Linked DNA regions of Homo sapiens: region 2 is linked to region 1. Evidence: chromatin loops called from intact Hi-C (ENCODE). Cell type or tissue: MCF 10A. All regions are shown on one strand.

What was found. Peaks named below come from ENCODE experiments on the same cell type or tissue, not always from the same donor. Only the 100,000 strongest peaks of a DNase experiment are listed, where the experiment ranks them.
Region 2: a loop joins it to region 1, with 8 times the contacts of the local background. A loop is called at or near these places in 19 of 110 quality-filtered maps.

The regions. Positions count from the first base shown.
Region 1 is chr4:128,450,667-128,458,666 of GRCh38, forward strand. All of the region lies in intron 1 of LINC02615 (long intergenic non-protein coding RNA 2615), which reads left to right. Among named protein-coding and RNA genes, the nearest start is that of LINC02615, 27 kb to the left of the region's middle. In MCF 10A, CTCF peaks have their summits at 3,759 (motif pointing right) and 3,958; a DNase peak (open chromatin) is centred at 3,805.
Region 2 is chr4:128,187,130-128,195,129 of GRCh38, forward strand. The region is part of intron 15 of LARP1B (La ribonucleoprotein 1B); the gene reads left to right. Among named protein-coding and RNA genes, the nearest start is that of PGRMC2, 97 kb to the right of the region's middle. In MCF 10A, a CTCF peak has its summit at 4,348 (motif pointing right); a DNase peak (open chromatin) is centred at 4,392.

The DNA.
Region 1 (8,000 bases):
GAGAATCATTTAATTTATGCAAGGCCAGGGTTCACACTAAACAACCATGTGCCCCAATTTGTTTCACAGAAATGGTTCCAGGAGACCACTGCCATTTCAACCCCTGCTCAACAGGGATGAATTCAACTGCATCTTTGCCCACCAGTTGTATATGAAGACATTCTTTCATCCCTGCGGTTTAGTGCTGGTTGCTGCACAGGACTAGCCCCTGGTATTAGCTGAGGAGATCACCAGCAGAATGGGTCCCATCATTCCTTTCCACTGACTAACTGGTTGGCTCTTCTTCTTAGTAAGGGAGAGCCTTTATGATTAACTGTGCTAGCATGAAAAAACTCTAGTCTTGTAGGTAAGCCCACTATAATTTATAACCCCACTATAAAATATTATGGCTTCTCTCTATCACACACTTCAAAATGCACATGCTACAGTAGGTCCTTGTATTAGTTACCTATCGCTGCATAACAAATTATCCAAAACTTAGTGCGTTAAAAGGTTTATTATGTCCCAGTGTCTGTGGGTCAGGAATCCTGACATGGCTTGACTGAGTCTTCTGCTTCAAGGCCTCTCTCAAGATCTTACCCAGGGCTGTAGTCATCTCCAGGCTAGACTAGGGGAGGACTTGCTTCCAATCATGAGGTATTTGGCATGATTCAATTCTTTGAGGGCTGTGAGACTAAGGCCCCAGTTTCTCACAGGCTGTTGGTTGGAGGTCTCCTTCAGTCCCAAGAGAGAGCACCAGCACGAATGAAGTCACAGTCTTTTGTAACCTAATCACAGAAGTGACATCTCATCACCTTTGCCATATTCTATTTGTAGAAGCACGTCACCAGTTCACATTTACGGGCAGGGGCTTACCCAGGGCATGAAAACCAGAAGGCAGGAATCATTGGGAGCCACTTTAGAAGCTGCCTGCCACCATCCGATGTATATTGTCACACTTGTCCTTATAATGATCCTCCAATGCAGCGTTAGTCCTCTCATTTCACAGATGGGGCAAGTTCTCAGACTTTAGTACTTGCACCTACTGACACATTTATCTTTAGTGACTCATCGTGTTCATTCATGTATGCATTTATTCCACGACTATGATGTGAAAGTACAAAATATTAGGTATGCTACTGTGCTAGGTGCCAGTAAGTTTTATTCTTGGTAAACTATAGGTGTATACAGCATCCTAGTAGTTCTTCAATGAGTATTTACTGAGAGGAAGAACTGTTCATTATATATGTATATATATATATGTATATAGTAGTGCCTAATTTATTGTGTTATACCAATAGTAGATGGTAGTAGTAATTAGTATTTATATTATTAAATATAAAAATTATATTTTATGTATTATAAGAATATAATAATTCTCATGAGTTGTTAATCTATTTTTATAATTTTAAAATATATAACTGGGAGTACTCTTCTGGTTTTTGAGGGTCTAGGATTCAATAACTTCTGTTTCAGAGATGAATAAATATAGATGAATAGTGGTTATGATATAGACGATGCCCCAGAAACTGAAATGGAGAATTTCATTCCAGTCCTATTTGTAGCCCAAACTCTATGTACAAACTACATGGGAAAAGCTGACATGTAACTTGAGTCAGCTCCACGTTAAACACACATTGAGTACCTGCCATAGGCATTAGCAAGGCTCATCATTGTATTGCTGGTGAGATCATGTACAAAAATAATTTTGCAAATTGAAAAATACACATAAATATAAAAGAATTTTTTAAATTGTTTGTGCTGCTTCCTTAACTCAGGGAAGCCTACAAGGTGCCAAGTTCTGTGGTAAGTGCTTCTTAAAATGTTACTTAATCCTTCTCACAACTGCTCTGAAAAGCAAGGTCAGAGCTCCTGGTTGCTGGTGGTTCAAAAAGGGTTCATTTCTGTCTGCTGAGAGGGCTCTGCGATCTGTGAGTTCGTGGTGGCCAAACATAGGGAGACTTCCAAGTGAAACCCTCGTTGATGACATAGTGAAACTGTGAGTTTATTGAAGTGGGAATACACCCCCTCCTAACTTACCCCACACAGAAACAGATCTGTGCAAACATGCTTGTCCTTTTTAGGATGATACAATAACTTTTGAGATAATGGAAGATACTCTGGAATCTTGGAAGTCAGTGAGAGGAACTACTGGCATAGTAGTTCTTGACTAACAGAAAGGCAGGAGTTCTCACAGACTAGGGTTAGCTGAGAGACAGTGATTTGGCCATCTCCAACCTATGCAATTACTCAGGGGCCAAAGGAAAGACAAGCCCAGTTTAATAAAACCCAACAGCAGGGATGTAGAGAATCAATAAATGTTGGTTGATGTCCACAGGGCAGCTTGGAAGCAACTGGAAGACCTTTTACAGCTGGTTATTTTTGAACAACAATCTAAGATGTATAAAAGCAGAAATAAAAATAACTGAAGAAAGGAGCCCTGACTTGCTGCCTTGAAATCATGAGTGTGCTGTGGTTGATTTGTAGCTTTTTGCAGTATGGTCAAGATGACCCCTGATTCAATACCTCCTTTTCCTACCACCTGCCTCCCCTGGGTGGGGGAGGGGAAAACCGTGCTAAAATATTCTATAGAACCAGTACTCTAAGAAGCAGCCTCTATAGCAACCAAGCAGGTAGGAGGTAGCTGCTGTAGTTTCTATCTTTTACCTTTTTCCTCCAAATATCCAGATTTCTAAGGGGTGAGAAAACACAAACACCAAAAACATCATTGGAATTTTGGATTAAAGACAAGACAGCTATCTGTCTTGTCTCATTTTTGATACACCAGCTGATAATTGGGCTATATCTGAGTCTAAAAATAACACATAGTACATTAAAATAATATTCCTTGGCTACAATTCCAAAGTGGTATTCTGGGATTTCTGTGCATTAATCCTGTAACAATAACAGGATTTGGGCTTTTAACTCCCCTGGTGTAGCTTTGAAAATCTAGCCTAAAGCAGCTAATGTTGCCGTTTAAATCATCCTCTCACTATCCTTAGGGAAATGTGGAGATTAAAAAAATGACAGCCCAACTGCTCAAATGACCTATACCTGGGAGAATAAGAGAAACAACCTATTTCCTCTCAGGAACTGGGCCGATCAATATAAATATTTCAAAAGGACCATCATGCAATAAAGGCCTTGGAATTTGTATCCTACATCAGAGCACCCTAGATATTTCCAACATAGACCTATCAGGTTTTCCACAAGGGAGGGAGACATTGTAACAGTTGAATAACTGGAACTGAACTGGGTTGCACGTGTGTGAGCCTCTGTGTGTGTGTGTGTGTGTGTTTGTGTGTTTAGGAAAGGAAGGGAAAGGAGGCCATTATTATTGTGTATGTTTCTGGTAAACATTCTTTTTTTCCCCTACTGAAACTTGGGCGTATCCCAGAAATTAGGTGCTGTTAATCGTGTCAGCTAAAAAAAAAAAAAAAAAAAAAAAAAAAGCATGTTCTAAAATATGCACACAGTTCTAAATTGAAGCTCTAAATAGCTTTAAATTGAAGTGGCAGGAGTTTTTCAATGATACCATTAATTGCATTTCATTAATTGGGAAAAAGAGCTTTTGTGTAGCTGTGGTTATGATGGGCTGGATTTAATCAGTGTAGGTACCACTAACAGGCTGGCACTGCTTTCGGCCTGCAATGCCTTTGAAATTCTAAAATGGAAAAGGAGGCCAACACACTGAGCAATTATTTCAGAACAGATTGCCCGTTAACATTTCATAATATCACCGAAATACATCCTTTCTGGGACAGAGACTTGCTTTGGCTATGAACATCCAAGAGGTGGCAGCACCCCATGCTCCGTTGGCTTTCTGCATCCCTCCAGATGAGAGCTCACCGCAGAGGTCTCATCATTGCGTCACCTGAAAGCCAGTTAGGAGGGCGGAGGTGGGGGGGAGGTGATGGAGGGAAGAGGTAGCGTTTTGTATTTCAGTTCTTCTGGAAGAGTTCAGGAAACAGCTGCATGGATTGTTTTAAATGGACTTGAAAAGGTTTTTCTTTTCTTTTCCTCCCTGAAATCTACTGCCCTGTGCAGTATCTCTCTATGAAGACCACATGAGTGCACTTACGTGTTCTCTGATTCACTCCCTGAGGGAGGAAGGAAGAGTTTCAATTGCCTGGGATCCCCTGAGACCTCATTTTCAATTCTCTGCACTTGTCTTTTATAAACACAGGAAGGTGGGATGAAGACGGCATTATTGACAATTATTTTTTGAGCATGTATGTGGGCAGGGCACTGACCACATCATCAAGAATGTGACACAGTCGGCTGCTAGGATAATTCTCTTCTTCCCTAACTGTTCCTCCAGGTCCCCCATACACATAGAAATCTCATGCTAAAAATATTTTACACAACAAATAGCTGTTGAGATCGCATCAAACCCTGAACAATAAGGAGCAATATAACCTTACGTGCTAGGTGTCATGTGCCTGATATGAGAAGCATCTGGTGACATGGGTGAAGGAGTGTCAGGGCTGGTCTAGCCTGGCCACTGTCCAACTATCTGTGGAAACTGGCCCTCGTCATGCTAGGAAGTGTGAGGGCAAGAGCTGGAATACACTGAGGCAGCCTTGCTGTTGGGGGTTATTGGCAGCTGTTGGGGGTTAGAGACAGGACTCTCATGGGTAAGTAGTGTGCAAAATGCCACAGGAGGCTGGAGCTGGGCTCAGCAACAGTCTAGGGTCCAGCACAGCTCAGCTGTGGGCCTATCCCCATCCTATCCAGCACAGGGACTTGGCCTCTGTGTACACCACTACGGCTGCTTGGCCTCACCTTCAACTCTGTGTACCTTTTCCTTAACTCATTTCTTCAGCTTAGTCTTGACCTTGACACCCTCATACCCTCTGTCCCATAGCTTTCCTACATGGCACCTGCTCTCTGGGTACATCTTTTTAGCTTCTGGTCCCACTAACAATTCAGAGACTATTTTCCCTGTATTTCCTGGTTAATTTTGAGGGAAGTGTGGAGGGGGAAGGGAAGGAGGAAGGGAAGAGAGACTCATTGGCTGAGTTAATTGCATTCTTCCTGTCTGGACAGAGCTTTGGAGGCCAGGCCATCTCCCAGGGGATGAGTTAGGCTCTGCTTGGCCACCTTTGAGTCACTTTTAGACCTGTGCAGGGCTGTCCCCCAGCCTGGGCTATGGGCATGGTTGTTCCCTTCAGGAGGACCGTGGATGTGGTAGACACCAAATTTGACATATTGTCCCTTTCCCCATACAAAGGAAGGCTCAACGATGCTGGATATCCTGCTGTCAGGGTACTACCCTGGTGAGTTGCTCAGACTCTAGGAAGAGAGAAAGGAACCTCTTTTCTTCTTTACAAGAAAGCAGTCATGAAGCTTGGAGAATACACATAAGAGTGATAATTTACACTCAATCTTCAATGATTCCAGAAACTTGGGGAAAGAGGTACAGATCCTTCATTTGAACCATGATGCCATGTATTTTGCATAGCGCAGCTTGGTTTGGACTAGGCTGAGGGAGGGGAGTGGCTGAGTTAGATACCAGTCTCCTTGTTATAGTCAAGTCTTCCTTAATAAGGTCTCAAGCTTGCATTTTAATCCAAAGACAGATTCTCGAGTGCTACCTCTTGGTGCTACTTCTAGGCGCCATGACATATTCAGCAATGAGCTCCTCACCTGTTGCCCAGTGCATTGGCAGCATCCCTGGTTGATGCAGCCAAGCCATCTGGAGCAGGGCAAGGGGGGCACACGGGGTATGAAAGCCAGATAGCTGCCAGATGCTGCAGTTTCTTGGCTGTGGCCTTGGCCTTCCTCTAGTCCTTTCACTATTATGCTGAGGGCATGTGGCAAAACAAGGCAGGCCCCACGGGCAGCTTATTTGCTTTTGGCTACTTCCAGTTGAGCCACCAAGAACTTGAGGAGCTTTTTCTTCTTCAGCTATTTTTCTTGAGAGCCTGAACATCCCCTCCATCTCTTCCACTTGTAGCGCTTGTAGTCAGCCTCAGCCATAAGCCACTGACAAGAGTGTATTAACTGCAGATGTGAGGATGAAGCAAGGGCAAACTATGGTTAGTTTTCAGAGGTGACTGAGCCCCTTCAACATATAGATAGGGATTTCCATATATGGTGAATTTTGTCACTAAGTGCTTGGCTTTGTGGCATCCTATTTACCAGTATTTGAAGCTTTTATTTAACAGTTTTATTATGTGGTTCTCTCTGGTGTTGAGTTTGAGCTCACTAATTAGATCATTAAGTTCCTTGAAAGAAAGACAGGGCTTCTATACTCCTAAGCATTTCCTGCAATGTGTAACACAGCACTGTCATTGTACAAGGAATTGGCACTCAATGGGTGTTTGTTAAATTGATTTGACCCAATCTCAATTTCATGTTCAGCTCAGGAGATTTCTTATTAAGTTCTAAGGAGTTTAGATCCTTTCTGGTCATCTATACCTGAAGGTATAAATTCATTTTGACCAATTTTCCAACTTTAATTTTCTCTTGTGCACTTCAGGAAGAACAGCACCCCAGACATGACTTTTTCAGGGACTTGGAATTCCAGATTTCCCCTGGGATTCAAGGCATCTGGGAGTTTGACTTCCTATTTTTTACTTTTCATCTCTGTCCTCTTGAAGTTAAGCATGGTGATGTGACTTACTTTGGCTAATGAAATATCAGATGTAATGTGTGTTAGCCTCCTCTGCCAAATTAATCTCCTTTCCTAGAAGGATAGGTGAAGTTATGCAGTGGTAACAACAGCTTCCAAAACTTAGTCGAGATTCTGTTTGACAGAGTGACTCAGGGACCCAATTGACAGACAGTCTGTCATCTCAGTGTGTGCTGCCGGGATCACTGTGGCAGGGGAAGCTGGCATGGATAATCGTTCACCAACTCTTAGCTAACTCTTCCACCCTGAAGTGACACACATTACAACAGATAGTTCATTCAAGAGGATGGAGAAGTGCAGTCCTTTCCTGGCTCTGGAAAGAACCAAGAGCCAAAAATACTTGTGACCTCTGTAGAACTGACCACACCTCCTCAGAGAGCCCAGAAGTTGCTGTGTTTCAGTTCATTCTTTAATAAGGCATGGGACGACCCTTGGGAATAATATAAATACTTTATCCTTTGAGGTTCACAGGAGTTAAGAAACAAACCCGTATTAAAGATGATTTATGTATTAATAATTAAAGATTAGATTTTTAAATATTATGTAAATATCAGGTTATTTTCCACCAAATCAGTGATCAGCAGTACTCAGTTGTAGCACTCTCTAAATGCCATAGAAACAGATGGCTGATGGAAGTGATTGGACGTGTTTAGAGTTGCCAGCCCTTTTCATGCTTCTGATGCTTCTTACACCTCACAGTCACTCAAAGGCCCAGCAGCTCAGAGCCCTTCTCCATCATCAGAGTCACTTCAGACTCCTGGGCTCTGGGGATCTGATCTTTATTCCCTGCCCTGTGATTGACTCTGTCAGTCACAAAGCAAGACTCCAGGTTCTTCAAAAGCAAACAGGGAGTCATCCTGCCTCACTTAGTGGTCCTGTGTTCCACACTCACTCGATAACTTCCCTCCTTCCAAAGATACAATTCTAGGCCAGGCTCAGTGGTTCATGACTGTAATCCCAGCCAGGGCAGGGGAGGCACTTGAGGTCAGGAATTTGAGACCAGCCTGGCCCACGTGGTGATACCCGTCTCTACTAAAAATATAAAAATTAGCCAGGCATGGTGGTGCACGTCTGTGGTCCCAGCTACTTGGGAGGCTGAGGTGCGAGAATCGCTTGAACCCAGGAGGTGGTGTTTGCAGTGAGCCAAGATCGTGCCACTGGGCGACAGAGTAAGACTCTCTCAAAAACAAACAAACACAAAACCAAAAACAAAGATACAATTCTAACCATAAGAACCAGGAGTTTATTCACAAGTGTAATGAGTTTAGTAGTCAATGCTCTTTTAGCCCAAGTCAATGGACTATTATTCCAACATGCCAAGTAAGAGCCAACCATGATATGATTGAAAGAGCTTTTGCATTAGAATCTAAAGACTGGTTCAACT
Region 2 (8,000 bases), 260 kb before region 1:
TCCCTCATACAGACTCCCCACTGGGGCACTGCCTAGTGAAGCTTTGAGAAGAGGGCCACTGTCCTCCAGACCCCAGAATGGTAGATCCACTAGCAGCCTGCATCCTCAGCCTCGAAAAGCCACAGGCACTCAGTGCCAGCCCTTAAGAGCAGCCATGTGGGCTAAACCCTGGAAAGCCATAGGCATGGAGCTGCCCAAGGCTTTGTGAGCCCACCCCTTGCACCAGCATACCCTGGATGTAACATATGGAGTCAAAGGATATTATTTTGGAACTTTAAGATTTAGTGATTGCCCTTCTGGGCTTTGGACTTGCATGCAGCCTGTAGCCCCTTTCTTTTGGGCTATTTCTTCCTTTTGTGTATTTACCCAAGGCCTATACCTCCATTGTATCTTGGAAGTACCTACCTTGTTTTTGATTTTACAGGCTCATAGGTGGAAGGGACTAGCCTTGTCTCAAATGAGACTTTGGACTTTTGAGTTAATGCTAGAATGAGTTAAGACTTTGGGGGATTGTTGGGAAGACATGACTAGATTTTGCAATGTGAGAAGGACATGAGATTTGGCAGGGGCCAGGGTAGAATTATATGGTTTGGATCTATGTCCCCACCCAAATCTCATGTTCAATTGTAATCCCCAGTATTGGAGGTGGGGCCTGGTGGGAGGTGATTGGATCACCGGGGCAGTTTCTCATGGTTTAACACCATCTGCCTTGGAGTTGTCATTGTGATAGTGAGTTGTGAGATCTGGTTGTTTAAAAGTGTGTGGCACCTCCACTGTCTCTCTTCCTCCTGCTCCAGCTATGTGAAGTGCTGCTCCCCCTGCCTTCCACCATGATTGTAAGTTTTCCTAAGGCCTCCCTAGAAGCTGAGCCAGCATCATGCTGTACTGCCTACAGAACCATGAGCCAATTAAACCTCTTTCCTCTATAATTTACCCAGTCTCGGGTATTTTTTTTTTTTTTTGAGGCGGAGTTTTGCTCTTGTTGCCCAGGCTCAAGTGCAGTGGTGTGATTTCAGCTCACTGCAACCTCCGCCTCCCGGGTTCAAGTGATTCTCCTGCTTCAGCCTCCTGAGTAGCTGGGATTACAGGCATGCACCACCATGTCTGGGTAATTTTTGTATTTTTAGTAGAGATGGGGTTTCTCCATGTTGGTCAGGCTGGTCTCGAACTCCCAACCTCAGGTCATCCGCCCGCCTTGGTCTCCCAAAGTGCTGGGATTACAGGCATGAGCCACTGCGCCTGGCTGGGTATTTCTTTATAGTAATGTGAGAACAGCCTAATACATCTAGCTGAAGGTTTGTTGATTTTGTTTATCTTTTCAAAAAACCAACTTTTTCATTTCATTGATTTTTTGTACTTGTTTTAGTCTCAATTTTATTTATTTCTGCCTTGATCTTTATTGTTTCTTTCTACTAATTTTGGGTTTGATTTGTTCTTTTCTAGTTCTTTTAAGTACATCGTTAGGTTGCTTATTTGAAACCTACTTTTTTGATGTAGGCATTTATTGCTATAAAATTCTCTCTTAGTACTGCTATGCTGTATCTCATAGGTTTTGGAAAGTTACGTTTCCATTTGCATTTGTTTGAAGACATTTTGAAGTTTTCTTCTTAATTTCTTTATTAATCTGTTGATCATTCAGGAGCATGTTGTTTAATTTCCACGTTTGTGTAGATTCCAAAATTCTTCATGTTATTGATTTCTATTTTTATTCTGTTGTAGCCAGAAAAGATACTTGATATGATTTTGACTTTTTTAAATTTGTTGAGACATGTTTTGTAGCCTAACATATGTTTTATCCTGGAGAATGTTCCATGTGCTAATGAGAAGAATGTGTATTCTGCAGTAGTAGGTGAAATGTTCTATAAATGTCACTAGGTCCAGTTGGTCTAGGTGTAGTTTAACTTCATTGTATCTTTGTTGATTTTCTGTCTGGATGATCTGTCCATTATTGAGAGATGGGTGTTGAAGCCCCCTGCTATTATTTGTATTATAGTCTATCTCTCCTCTAGATTTATTAATGTTTACTTAATATATCTGGGTGCTCCAGAATTGGGTGCATATATTTTTAAATTGTTACAGCCTCTTGCTGAATTGATCCTTTCCTTTATCATCATACAGTGACCTTCCGTGTCCTTTTTTTTTTTTTTTTTACAGACTTTCACTTGTTCTATTTTGTTTGATACAAGTATGGCTACTTTTTTTTTTTTTTTTTTTTTTTTTTGCTTCCATTTGCGTGGAATGTCTTTTTCCATTCTTCACTTTCAGACTATGTGTGTCTTTATAGGTGATTTGAGTTTCTTGTAGGCAATATATAGTTGGATCTTGTTTCTAAAAGTTTTTCACTCAGCCATGCTTATATCTTTTGGTTGGAGAATTTAGTTCATTTACATTCAGTATTATTATTGATAGATAAGGACTTACTACGCAGTATGTCATTACTTGGTTTCTGGTTGTTTTGTAACTCCTCCCTTACTTCCTTCTTACTGCCTTTGTTTGTGATTAAGTGGTTTTTCTCTGGGAGTATGTTTTAATTCATTGCTTTTTATTTTTAGTGTATCTATCATAAGTCTTTGCTTTGTGGTTACCATGAGGCTTACCAAAGCCATAGCTGTAAGTTATTTTAAACATATGACAACTTAACTTTGATCACAAAGAAAAGGAAAGAATCAAGGGAAAAACTAAAAAACTCTACACTTCAACTCCATCCTCCCACATTTTGACATTTTGTTGTCTTAATTTACATCTATTTATCTTCCCTATCTCTTAACAGGTTGCTGTTAATATTTTCAGTAGATTTGTCTTTTAGTCTTCATATTAGAGATATGAATGGATTACATGTAACAATTACTGCATTAGAGCATTCTGAATTTGTCTACTTTTACCAGTGAGTTTTATACCTTCAAACATTTTTGGTTTTGCACATCAAAGTTTGTTTTCTTTCAAATTAAAGAACTCCCTTTAGCATTTCTGAAAAGATGGGTCTAGTAGTGATGAATTCCCTTAGCTTTTGTCTAGGAAAGACTTTATATCTCCTTCCTGTTTGAAGGAAAACTTTGCTGGGTACAGCATAGTTGGTTGGCAGGTTTTGTTTTTGTTTCCATTTATCCTGTAGCACTTTGAATGTGTCACTTAACTCCCTCATGGCCTGTTTGGTTTCTGTTGAAAAGTCTCTTGCCAAAAAAATCAGAGCTCTTTTATATGTTCTTTTATTTTTTTTCTCTTGCTGTTTTAAGGATCTTCTCTTTGTCCTTGACATTTTCAGGTTTGATTATTATTTGCCTTGGGATACTCTTATTTGGATTGAATATTGATATGGTTTGGCTTTGTGTTCCCACCCGTCTCATCTCGAATTGTAATTCCCATAATCCCCATGTGTCAAGGGAGGGACCTGGTAGGAGGTGATTGGATCATGGGGGCACTTATCCCATGCCGTTCTTGTGATAGTGAGTGAGTTCTCACAAGATCTGATGGTTTTATAAGTGTTTGACGGTTTCTCCTTCACACATACTCTCTCTCACCTGCTGCAGTGTAAGGGTGCCTGCTTCCCCTCCCACCACGATTGTAAGTTTCCTGAAGCCTCCCCAGCCATGTGGAACTGAGTCAATTAAACCACTTTCCCTCATAAATTACCCAGCCTCAGGTATTATTTATAGCAGAGTGAAAATGGACTAATAAAAATATATTTGGTAATTTCTGACCTTCTGTACCTAGATATTTATATCTTTCTTTAGATTTGGAATGTTTTCTGTTATTTCTTTGAATAAGCTTACTACTCCTTGCTCTTAACTCATCATTGAATGCCAGTGGCTCTTACATTTGTTCTTTTGAGATTATTCTTTATATCTTGCAGGTGTTCTTCATTCCTTTCTTTTTCTCCTCTGACTGTATTTTCCAATAGGCTGTATTTGAGCTCACTGATTGTTTCTTGCAATGTGAGAGCCTGTAATCCATTTTTCAGAAAACGTATTTCTGAGTTCCAGGATTTTTTTTTTTAATTTCAATCTCTTTGTGTTACATTTCTCTGATAAATTTAATTGCTTCTCTGTGTTATCTTGGATTTTGCTGAGTGTCTGTAGAACTGTTATTTTGTTCTTGATCTGAGACCTCACACATTGCTTTTCTTCTCCCTGACTCCTTGCTTTGTGCATTTGGGGATGTCATAGTTCCGTGTTTGCTGTTGTTTCTCGTGGATGTACATTTGTGGCTTTGCTTTAAAGGATTTATTATTTATCCCAGTCTTTGCTGTCTTGCTTGTTTTGTCTTTCTAAGGTATGTTTTCTTAGAGATTCTTTGCAGTAGCGTGTGAGTTCCCTTAATACTATTGTATATCAGTGCCTCCTTTTGGGCACTAGATGGCGCCTTAAGCCCAAGTTTGCCTTGGCTCTCACAAACATTGGAGCACTGCCTGTCAGATGGTGGGGGTGGCAAAGGGGATTACCCCAACTGTGTGGTAAGGCTGGCAAACGGTTTGTACCCAGAAAACTCATGGATCATACCTCCTACAGTGTGGTCCTGCTGAACAGCCACTCTGATATGGCATCTCTTTTGGCTGAAATAAAGAGGAGAATTTCAGGGCTAGGGTTTCTGTTCCTGCTTCCCCTCTTTTTCTGCCTTCATGATTTTTTTTTCTCCCTGCTAGCCCTCATGATATTATACTTCTTATGGGTTGAGGCAGGAACAGTTTTCCTGCAAGGGAACCCAAGATGGTGGGAAAGCTGGCTGTCCTCCTCCATCTAACTTTTTCCAATGAAGAAGCTGAGTCTGGGAGGAATTTTTCATGCACAGGGCCTGGCAGATTGCAGAAAAGGCATCATGCAAAGAGAAGGCTATTTCTCTTACTGTTTGCTTGGAGTTTTTCAGTTCTCTGTGGCTCACGGGTACTATCAGCCTCAGATTTGAGTTCTGGGATATTGCTGATGATAAGCTTTGTGCTAGATATTTGTTTTTGGCTTTCTGTGGGAGAGTGAAGCCAGATTGCTTCTACTCTGCCATTTTGGTGACATCATTGTCTCAATAAAGTATTTTTAAATTAAGGTATGTACTTTTTTTAAGTCATAATGCTATTGCACACTTGGTAGAGTACAGTATAATGTAAATATAACTTTTATATTTACTGGGAAGCCAAAATATTCATGTGACTTGCTTTTTTGCAATATGTGCTGTTTTGTGGTGGTCTAGAATTGAACCAGCAATATCTCTGAGATATGCCCATATAATTCAGCTGTTCCTTGAATTATGATGTGGTTACATCCTGATGAACCCTTTGTAGCTTGAAAATATCATAAGTTGAAAATGCATTTAATACACCTAACCTACTGAACATCATGGCTCAGCCTAGCTTACCTTAAATGTGCTCAGAACACTTATATTAACCTATAGTTGGGCAAAATCTAGCACAAAGCCTATTTTATAATAAAATGTTGAATATCTTATGTAATTTATTGAATGCTTTGCTGAAACTGAAGAACAGAATGGTTGTATGGTACTTGAGCTATGGTTTTTACTGAATGCATATTGCTTTTGTACCATCATAAACCTGAAAAACCGTAAGTGAAACCATCTTTTAAGTTGAGGACCAGCTTTATACATTTTAACGTACCACAGTCTACTTTCAAATAATCTTATCCCACTTCATGTGTAGTATAAGCACCTTACAACATTAAATTTTCATTATTTCTCCCCATTTCTCTGTTTGTTTCTTTGTTTTTTTTTTTTAAATTAGAGACAGAGTCTCGATCTTTCACCCAGGATAGAGTGCAGTGGCAAAATCTCAGGTTACTGCAGTCTCAAACTCCTGAACTTAAGCAGTCCTCCCACCTTAACCTCAAGTATCTGGGACTACAGGTGTGCACCACAATAGCTGGCTAATTTTTAAAAAAATTTTTGTTGCGACAAGATCTTGCTATGTAATTCAGGCTGGTCTTGAACTCCTGGGCTCAAGCAATTCTCCTGCCTTAGCCTCCCAAGGTGTTGGGATTACCGTTATGAGTCACCACACCCAGTCCCCCATTCTTTGTGCTATACTTTGTTATTATTTTTCTTTAGACAGTTATGTGTACATGTATATACACATACATATATGTGCACATGTGCATACACACATACACACATATAGTTTGAGTAGATAGTTTAGCACATTAAATCCTTCATATATATCTATTAAAAACTTTCTAAATGCCATTGAGAATCTGGGAGATTTCTTTAGTAGGTTCGTAATAGATATTTGCCTGTTATTAATACACCCACACACAAACACATACACACACCTATAAAGTATCCTGCTCTGGTTCTCTGATGGTTTCAGATTTATGGCTTTTTAAATTGTTAGAATAATTTTTGACTCATCATAAATTTTTTTGCCCTGTTTTCTTTTTTTCCTTCTTCTGGGTTTCAAATTACATATATGTTAGACCATTTGATAATACCCATAGCTGTTGGATGCTCTGATCTGCTTTTTCTCCTACTCCTTTTTTATTTTATTTTTTTATTTTTATTTTTATTTTTGAGACAGAGTTTCGCTCTCGTTGCCCAGGTTGGAGTGCAATGGAGTGATCTTGGCTCACTGCAACCCCTGCCTCCTGGGTTCAAACGATTCTCCTGCCTCAGCCTCCTGAGTAGCTGGAATTACAGGTGCAAGCCACCACGCCCAGCTAATTTTTTGTATTTTTGGTAGAGACAGGGTTTCACCATGTTGGTCAAGTTAGTCGTGAATTCCTGACCTCAGGAGATCCGCCTGCCTTGGCCTTCCAAAGTGCTGGGATTACAGGCGTGAGCCACTGCGCTTGGCCTCTTACTCCTTTTAAATTGTATTTCACTTTGTGTAATTTTGATTGATTTATATTCAGGTTTCCTGATTCTTTCCTTAGCTGTTCTAGTGTGCTAAGAAGTCCATCAAAGAAGTATTCATTTCTGATATTGTGTTGTGTATATTTTGCATTACTGTTTGACTATTTATTTATTGAGATGCAGTTTCACTCATGTCGCCCAGGCTGGAGTGCAATGGCACGATCTCAGCTCACTGCAACCTCCACCTCCTGGGTTCAAGCGATTCTTCTGCCTCAGCCTCCTAAGTAGCTGGGATTACAGGTGCCCGCTACCACACCCGGCTAATTTTTGTATTTTAATAGAGACAGGGTTTCACCGTGTTGGCCAGGCTAGCCTTGGACCCCTGATGTCAGGTGATCCGCCCACCTCGGCCTCCGAAAATGCTGGGATTACAAGTGTGAGTTACCGCGCCCGGCCCCATTTGACTTTTTAAAAATAGTTTTCTTGGCTGGTCGCAGTGGCTCACGCCTGTAATCCCAGCACTTTGGGAGGCCGAGGCGGGCGGATCACGAGGTCAGGAGATTGAGACCATCCTGGCTAACACGGTGAAACCCCGTCTCTGCTAAAAATACACAAAAATTAGCCGGGCATGGTGGCGGGCGCCTGTAGTCCCAGCTACTCGGGAGGCTGAGGCAGGAGAATGGCGTGAACCCGGGAGGCGGAGCTTGCAGTGAGCCAAGATCTCGCCACTGCACTCCAGCCTGGGCGACAGAGCAAGACTCTGTCTCAAAAAAAAAAAAAAAAAAAAAAAAAAAAAGTTTTCTTGGCTGGATGTGGTGGCGCTCACTGGTAATCCCAACTACTTAGGAGGCTGAGGCAGGAGAATCGCTTGAACCTAGGAGGTGGAAATTGCAGTGAGCTGGGATGGGGCCACTGCACTCCAACCTGGGCAACTGAGTGAGACTCCATCGCAAAAAAAAAAAAGTTTTCTTTTTTTCTGCTGAAATTCTCCATCTCTTCATGAATGTTCATCTTTTACATTAGAGTCTTCAACATATTAATCATGGTTATTTTAAAGTTCATTTGTGATTATGCTAGTACTGAGTTATCTGTAAGTCTGGTTCTATTCATTGTCTCCTGAATTTTATTTTTTCTTTTTGTGTGTCTTATACATTTTGATTGAATTCTAGATTATTACTTCTAGACTTTTTTTTGTTGTTGAAATCTTGCCAAAT